2 separate regions of the Homo sapiens genome follow, and region 1 is linked to region 2. The links are chromatin contacts, found by Hi-C or POLR2A ChIA-PET in ENCODE. All regions are on one chromosome and are shown on one strand. The core of a region is the stretch at or near the end of the contact, and the rest is flanking DNA. Distances in the headings are between cores, read along the strand shown.

Region 1 (3,327 bases), core at 177-2,676, 1.1 Mb after region 2:
TCAACATCAGTTTCCTACATATTTTTAGGCAGGTTTTATTTTTCAATAATATGACACACTTCCATTTTTATTTATTACATATTTGTTTCTATGTATCCTGTAAAAATATAAACAAAAAGAAACCCAAAACTTGCACTCACTATTAAAGACAGGAGTCAGGCTTGAGTTCCTTTTTTTCTCCCTCCCTCTCTCCTTCTTTCTCCTCCCCCGCTCTTGCTCTCTCCTTTCTCTTTTTCTTTCATTTTTTTCTTGCTTTCTTTCATTTTAATACCCTTGTTCCCATTGCTAGTATTGTTAATAGAGTCTTATTTGCAATGACTCAACAGTTAAGTCTCTTTCTCCTCATTTCATTTTTTGCAGCAGTGGTTGTCAGGCCAGTGAAAATGAAATGCTGCAGTTGACAGTGTTTAATATTATTTGTTCCTATCACTGTTAACACTTCTATTATTATTGAAATGTTTAGATCAGCACTGTCAGTTCCAAAGGACCTGCTGACATACCAAGGAAAACTTTGATAAACAGCTCTGCTGTATTTCTCTATATTCTTCATAGTCCTCGTTTGAAAATCCTTTCTTGTTCCTTGGAGTAATTTATTTTGAAGAAAAAAAAAATCTTGGTTTGTTAAGAACTCATCAATTCCTGCTTCTTATTTTCCACTTGAAGTTTTAATCCTCTGTTTCTAACCTCACAATCGGTTGCTGTGGAGGTGATTAAGATGTCACAAATATAGGATTATTGTAATTCTGGGTAGAGAATAAGCCTGAGATGATTTTCTAAAGAACAAAGAGGTCATTTTCATGTAAATATATCAACTGCTTCAAAGTGAGGAAAGGGAATGAAACAGAAATATGAGATCTAATACTACCGGTTATAAAAGAAATGGATTAAAATTTCATATGAAAAATTAATAGCTCTGAAAAATTTATACATTATGATTTTTATGATTTTTTGAGTTCTGTGTTTCTTTGCACATGTGTGGGTCTGTAAGCTGAAAGCATGTGTGGGTCGGGATAGCCTCCTAAATACAAACATCTAATTGAATGTAATGTGTGACCTTGAACAAAGACCAATTTTTCCTTTGATTTGTAGAAACCAGTGTCATTTTATAATTATACTTCGTGCCTTCTGTTGCATTTGAAAGAATATTTCAGGACATCACAATTCCCCTGAAGTTGTGTATCCTGTATCAATTACATATTAGATTACAGACTTGATATTGCTTTTTCTAAGTAATTTAAATCTGGGAAGTTACTGAGTAAGTTGTAAATACCTTCTGAGAATCTTCCTCTTCTTCTTACTCTAAGTATAGTAGGAAGGTATTTCCCAGCCTAAGGCACAGAGTAGGCTTTTAGTTAATACTTGTCAAGTAACAACAGGGGACAGACTTCTCTGCTTCTGAAGAAAAATGATGCCTTGACAAACTTTTGAATGGTAAGAGTTACAGAGAACTTTTCCTCCCCCGCCTCCCAGGCCATGGCATTTTATCGCTCCACTGATGAGCATACAGCTCCATCTGGGGGCAGGGCCAGAATGGAACATTTTCTCATAGTCTTGGTCTCTTGGCCACATAGCTGTCATCTTTGTGCATCAGTCAGGCGCTCCCTTCGTCACTAGCACTGAACTGCTCATGGAAGAAAATTTAGTGCCTTGCGATTGGGACTAGCTCCAGCTACCGCATTTCAGGGCATTCCTTAGGATCACTGGGGGCATCATTATGATCAATTCCAAAGGATACTCTTGAGGAGCCCTAAAACCTTAGACTTAGTGATAATGTAATATTTTCCTGCTTCTCTCTTGTTTCTGGGGCATCTCTTTCCTCTGGTTTTCTTTCTAACTCTTGTCTTTCCTTGCCAGTCTAATTTGCACATCACTTAGTCAGCTGCTCCACAGATCGTCTGTATGTAACCCTTTTCTCTTGTCATTCTTCACCCTTCTTTATAAAACGATATCCACACTCATATCTTAAAATAACTTCTTTCCTCTGATGGCTACCACATCTGCACTTAAATCCTTTTCCTCTTGAGATTCACCCTGCAAGTATAATTGTGTCCTACTGAGTTTTGTTTGAGTATCTTGCAGGTAATATGCTCAAAGTTCTTCATCTTCCCAACTAAATCATATCTATCTTTTTCTAGTTTGGAGATGAAATGTTACCTTCCTTTTTTTGTGTGTGCCCTAATGTTAATTACCCCAATCCATCAACAGGTTCTGCCAATTCTGGTTGCTCAAGAAGTCTCCAATCTGTCCTTTATTTATGTATCCTCACTACAATAACCATAGTGATGTTCTTATATTTGGCTACCTGGACCACTGCAACAGCATTTTAATAACCACTTCCCAACATTTAATTCATCCTTTCAACTGCAGAGTTACTGTTCTAAATAAGCAAGTCATTTATGTCATCATTCTGCATTAAACACTTAAAATCTTCCCCATATCCATCAGGGTCAGTCTGATTGAGTGTTTAATGTTACAGAGGCAGACAGTCTGGCTTCAAGTGCTGGCTCTTCCACTTAGCAGTTGATGAATTTGGCCCATTTATTCAACCTCTCTGTGCCTCATCTTCCTTACCTGTAAAATGGTGTTAATATTGAACTTACAGGCTGCCCAAGGGAAAGACATGAATGACTTTCTATAAATGTGTAGTGCAATAACTGTTGGCCATAGTAAGTACTTAATAAATATTCATTATAGTCATCTCAATCATGATCCCCATCATTAGTATCGTCATCATAATCCTCATAGGTGCTATGGTCTAAATGCATTCCCAGCATTTATACATAGAAACTTAATTGCCACTCTGATCATATGTAAAGACGTGGGACATTTAGGAGGTAGTTGTCATGAGTGTGGATCCCTCATGAATGGGATTAGAAACCTTGTGATGCCTTATAAAAGAAGTTGAAGGGGCCGGGCTCAGTAGCACACCTGTAATCCTAGCACTTTGGGAGTCCGAGGCGGGTGGATCACCTGAGGTGAGGAGTTCGAGACCAGCCTGACCAACATGGAGAAACCCTGTCTCTACTAAAAATACAGAAGTAGGTCAGGCGCGGTGGCTCATGCCTGTAATCCCAGCACTTTGGGAGGCCAAGGCGGGTGGATCACCTGAGGTCAGGAGTTCAAGACCAGCCTGGCCAACATGGGGAAACCCCATCTCTACTAAAAATACAAAAATTAGCTAGGCGTGATGGTGGGCGCCTGTAATCCCAGCTACTCAGAAGGCTGAGGCAGGAGAATCGCTTGAAGCCAGGAAACAGAGGTTGCAGAGAGCCAAGATCGCGCCATTGCGCTCCAGCCTGGGTGACAGAGTGAGGCTCTGTCTCAAAT
Region 2 (3,497 bases), core at 233-2,732:
AAAACCCCAGCAAGATGGAAGTTTGAGAGTCTCTGAGTTGTGCTGAGTGAGCCCACAGAGCTGGTTGTAGACATCTGATGACAAGCATTAAGTAATGTAGTTACTCTCTCAGCTAAATACTCATGTCAGAGTGGTTGTTGCACTATTTAACAACTTTAAGTTGCTTTTAATTCTTTTACACATACGGATTTTTTTTTTTTTAAAGATAGAAGACTAATGGTCCTGAATAAAATAAACCTGTGAGAAATATAATTGTGATAATTTTTTTTTTGAGATAGGGTCTCACTGTGACGTCCAGGCTGGAGTGCAGTGATGTGGCCATAGCTCATGTAACCTTAAACTCCTGGACTCAAGTGGTCCTCTCACCTTGGCCTCCCAAAGCACTGAGATTACAGGCATGACCATGGTGCCCAGCCGAATTGTGATAATTATTTCACAACTAACTTATGATGATGCTCATCTCACCCAGAAGTTGCATTCATATCATGAAAACTTTTATATAGTACAAATTACATAACTCTAGGACTAAAAAATGAATCCAAAAGAGAGAAAACATAGTGATGACTACACTCAAATTGTCTGTCAATTTATTAGAAATAAAGATTCAGCTGCTGTATGTAATAATTACGGAAGTATGTTTGCAAATAATAGCCTGAAACTATTCCTCTGATCTCATTACTTACAAACAAAGCACAAACATTATTTTTTAAAATCCCAGTTGATTTTTATGTACAAAAGTCAAAAACTAAAAACATCAGGAAAGGAAAATATTTCGTGCCAATTTGTAATGTCATAATATGTAGTTGTATTTCAATATGTTTAAATATGTATTTAGTCTCAGATCCACAGAGAATATATTGTCAATTTTGAATTTGTTAACAAGCTGTGCTTTACTTCTTATAATTAATTGAAAAGAGATCTTATAATTGTATTTTATAACAAAAAATAATTTGTTTTATAGTCTTTGTAATAAATATTATTTAAAATAAACACCACAAAACAAGCTTCTATTATACATTTATCTAAAACATAATGTTTTCTGTGAACTCTCTTCTTACATGCCATACAAAAATTTTTTAAATGATCTGAAAATGCCTAAGTGGTTCATGAGATAACAATGAAGGAGACTCACAGGAAAAAAATGTTGAAAAATGCTGGTTTAAGTCAGTGTTTCTCAAGAATAATAAAGCTCTCTTTCAGAATAAAGAATAATAAAGCTCTGTTGTTTGTTTGTTTGTTTGTTTGTTTACAGTTTTTTGAGGCAAAGTCTTTCCCTGTTGCCCAGGCTGGAGTACAGTGGCTCAATCTCGGCTCACTGCAACCTCCGCCTCCTGGGTTCACACCATTCTCCTGCCTCAGTCTCCTGAGTAGCTGGGACTACAGGCACGCGCCACCATGCCCTGCTAATTTTTTGTATCTTTAGTAGAGACAGGTTTTCACCATGTTGGCCAGGCTGGTCTTGAATTCCTGACCTCGTGATCCGCCCACCATGGCCTCCCAAAGTGCTGGGAATACAGGCGTGAGCCACAGTGCCTGGCCAAGAATAATAAAGCTCTCTTTCAAAAGAAAAAATTATCTTGGCCGGGCGCAGTGGCTCACGCCTGTAATCCCAGCACTTTGGGAGGCCAAGGTGGGCAGATCATGAGGTCAGGAGATCGAGACCATCCTGGCTAACACGGTGAAACCCCATTTCTACTAAAAATACAAAAAATTAGCTGGGTGTGGTGGTAGGCGTCTGTAGACCCAGCTACTCGGGAGGCTGAAGCAGGAGGATGGGGTGAACCCAGAAGGTGGAGCTTGCACTGAGCCAAGATTGCACCACTGCACTCCAGCCTGGGCAACAGAGCAAGAGTCTGTCTCAGAAAAAAAAAATTGTCTTAGATTTCAAATGTTTATTTACATTATTTATATTTCTTAACTATGTAAAAATAGGGAACAATGCATGATATCCTTATGTTTATAGCTCTTATACAACTGTAATACTAGAACACATGTACATGTTAAATAAAAATTCAGAACCAATAAAAATAGAAATTAACAATATTTATCTGGCAGATTTTGTCAAAATTAAGCCACCCCTTGCAATGTGAATCCAGCAACAAGAACTACAGTATCTGTTTTTTGCTACTGAGTTTGGCCTGCTGATGCTATAGCATGCCATGTAGTGAAATTTGTATTGGAACCACTGTGCAAACTTGTATACTGTGCACCACAATTTCAGTTGGTCTTCACATGGTGTGACCATTTCAGTATATTAAAGCCATCTCTGTTCTTTCCTGATTTGTCTTCAACATTTTAAAGTCATGCTACTTGGCACCATCACAGTTATAATCACAAATCTAAATAATGAAAGATGATCATTTGGATGATTCATAATGCGTGTCTAATAATTTGTTAGAAATGATCAACAAAGGCCGGGCACGGTGGCTCAAGCCTGTAATCCCAGCACTTTGGGAGGCCGAGGCGGGCGGATCACAAGGTCAGGAGATCAAGACCATCCTGGCTAACACAGTGAAACCCCGTCTCTACTAAAAATACAAAAAATTAGCTGGGCGTGGTGGCGGGCACCTGTAGTCCCAGCTGCTCGGGAGGTTGAGGCAGGAGAATGGCATGAACCTGGGAGGCGGAGCTTGCAATGAGCCGAGATCGTGCCATTGCACTCTAGCCTGGGCGACAGAGCAAGACTCCGTCTCAAAAAAAAAAAAAAAAAAAAAAAAAATCAACAAAATGAAAACATAAAATTAAAGAATTCTTGAGGAGAAAAAGAGAACACCGAAGACTACTTTAAGGTTTGTGAAGGATCTGTGAACTCCTATTAAAGAAACCCTGGTTTTGGTGGTATCCGGTCTTTATTATTACCAATACTTTGGGTCATATAACTGTGTATTATAATAAATAATTTGGATCTATAGTTGGCAGAGAATGGAATAGAAAGGTTAAACTATCGAAGGCTGAGTGTTAGCCACTTCCTTAAAAAAATACAGGTTTCTTTCCTATATCAAATAAATATGTGACCCCAAAGTTGTCTGTGAGTTCAATTGTTTTTAGTCATTGACTCATCAGTTCCCGCTTCTATTCATTCAAATACCAGCTTTACAGAAATGCTTAGGTGAGCTGGGTAATAACTAGAAAAGAATGATTTATATTCATGTCAATTTTTTTTATTATTTTTATTTTTATTTTTATTGAGACAGAGTCTCACTCTGTTGCCCAGGCTAGAGTGCAATGGCGCGATCTCAGCTCACTGCAATCTCCACCTCCTGGGTTCAAGTGATTCTTCTACCTCAGCCTCCCAAGTAGCCAGGATTATTACAGGCATGTGCCTCCACACCCAGCTAATTTTTTTGTATTTTTAGTAGAGACAGAGTTTCACCGTGTTGGCCAGGATGCTCTCGATCTCCTGACCTCATGACCCACCCGCCTCGGCCTCCCACAGTGCTGGGATTACAGGCTTGAGCCACTGTGCCTGGCAATTATTTATATTTTAAATGGCATTT

The links. A loop is a pair of places that touch in the nucleus more often than their neighbours do. ChIA-PET counts read pairs that join two places held with the same protein, here RNA polymerase II (POLR2A). Pooled maps may share reads with other maps.
Region 1: a loop to region 2 is called in a map of gastrocnemius medialis, with 4 times the contacts of the local background. The contact joins two enhancer-like sites. A Hi-C loop is called at or near these places in 50 of 168 maps with a recorded cell type or tissue (CD4-positive, alpha-beta T cell, GM12878, HAP-1 and 28 more), 17 of 37 single-sample maps with no recorded cell type and 28 of 50 pooled maps. POLR2A ChIA-PET finds 5 or more read pairs at or near these places in 11 of 52 experiments (A549, A673, BJ and 7 more).

What each region holds. Positions count from the first base shown.
Region 1 is chr6:140,439,970-140,443,296 of GRCh38, forward strand. No RefSeq gene overlaps it. Among named protein-coding and RNA genes, the nearest start is that of MIR3668, 240 kb to the left of the region's middle. Within about 2 kb of position 1,427, at least 5 of the 41 ENCODE cell types and tissues checked have a DNase peak (open chromatin) inside an H3K27ac peak, as active enhancers do.
Region 2 is chr6:139,382,893-139,386,389 of GRCh38, forward strand. No RefSeq gene overlaps it. Among named protein-coding and RNA genes, the nearest start is that of CITED2, 10 kb to the left of the region's middle. Within about 2 kb of position 1,483, at least 2 of the 41 ENCODE cell types and tissues checked have a DNase peak (open chromatin) inside an H3K27ac peak, as active enhancers do.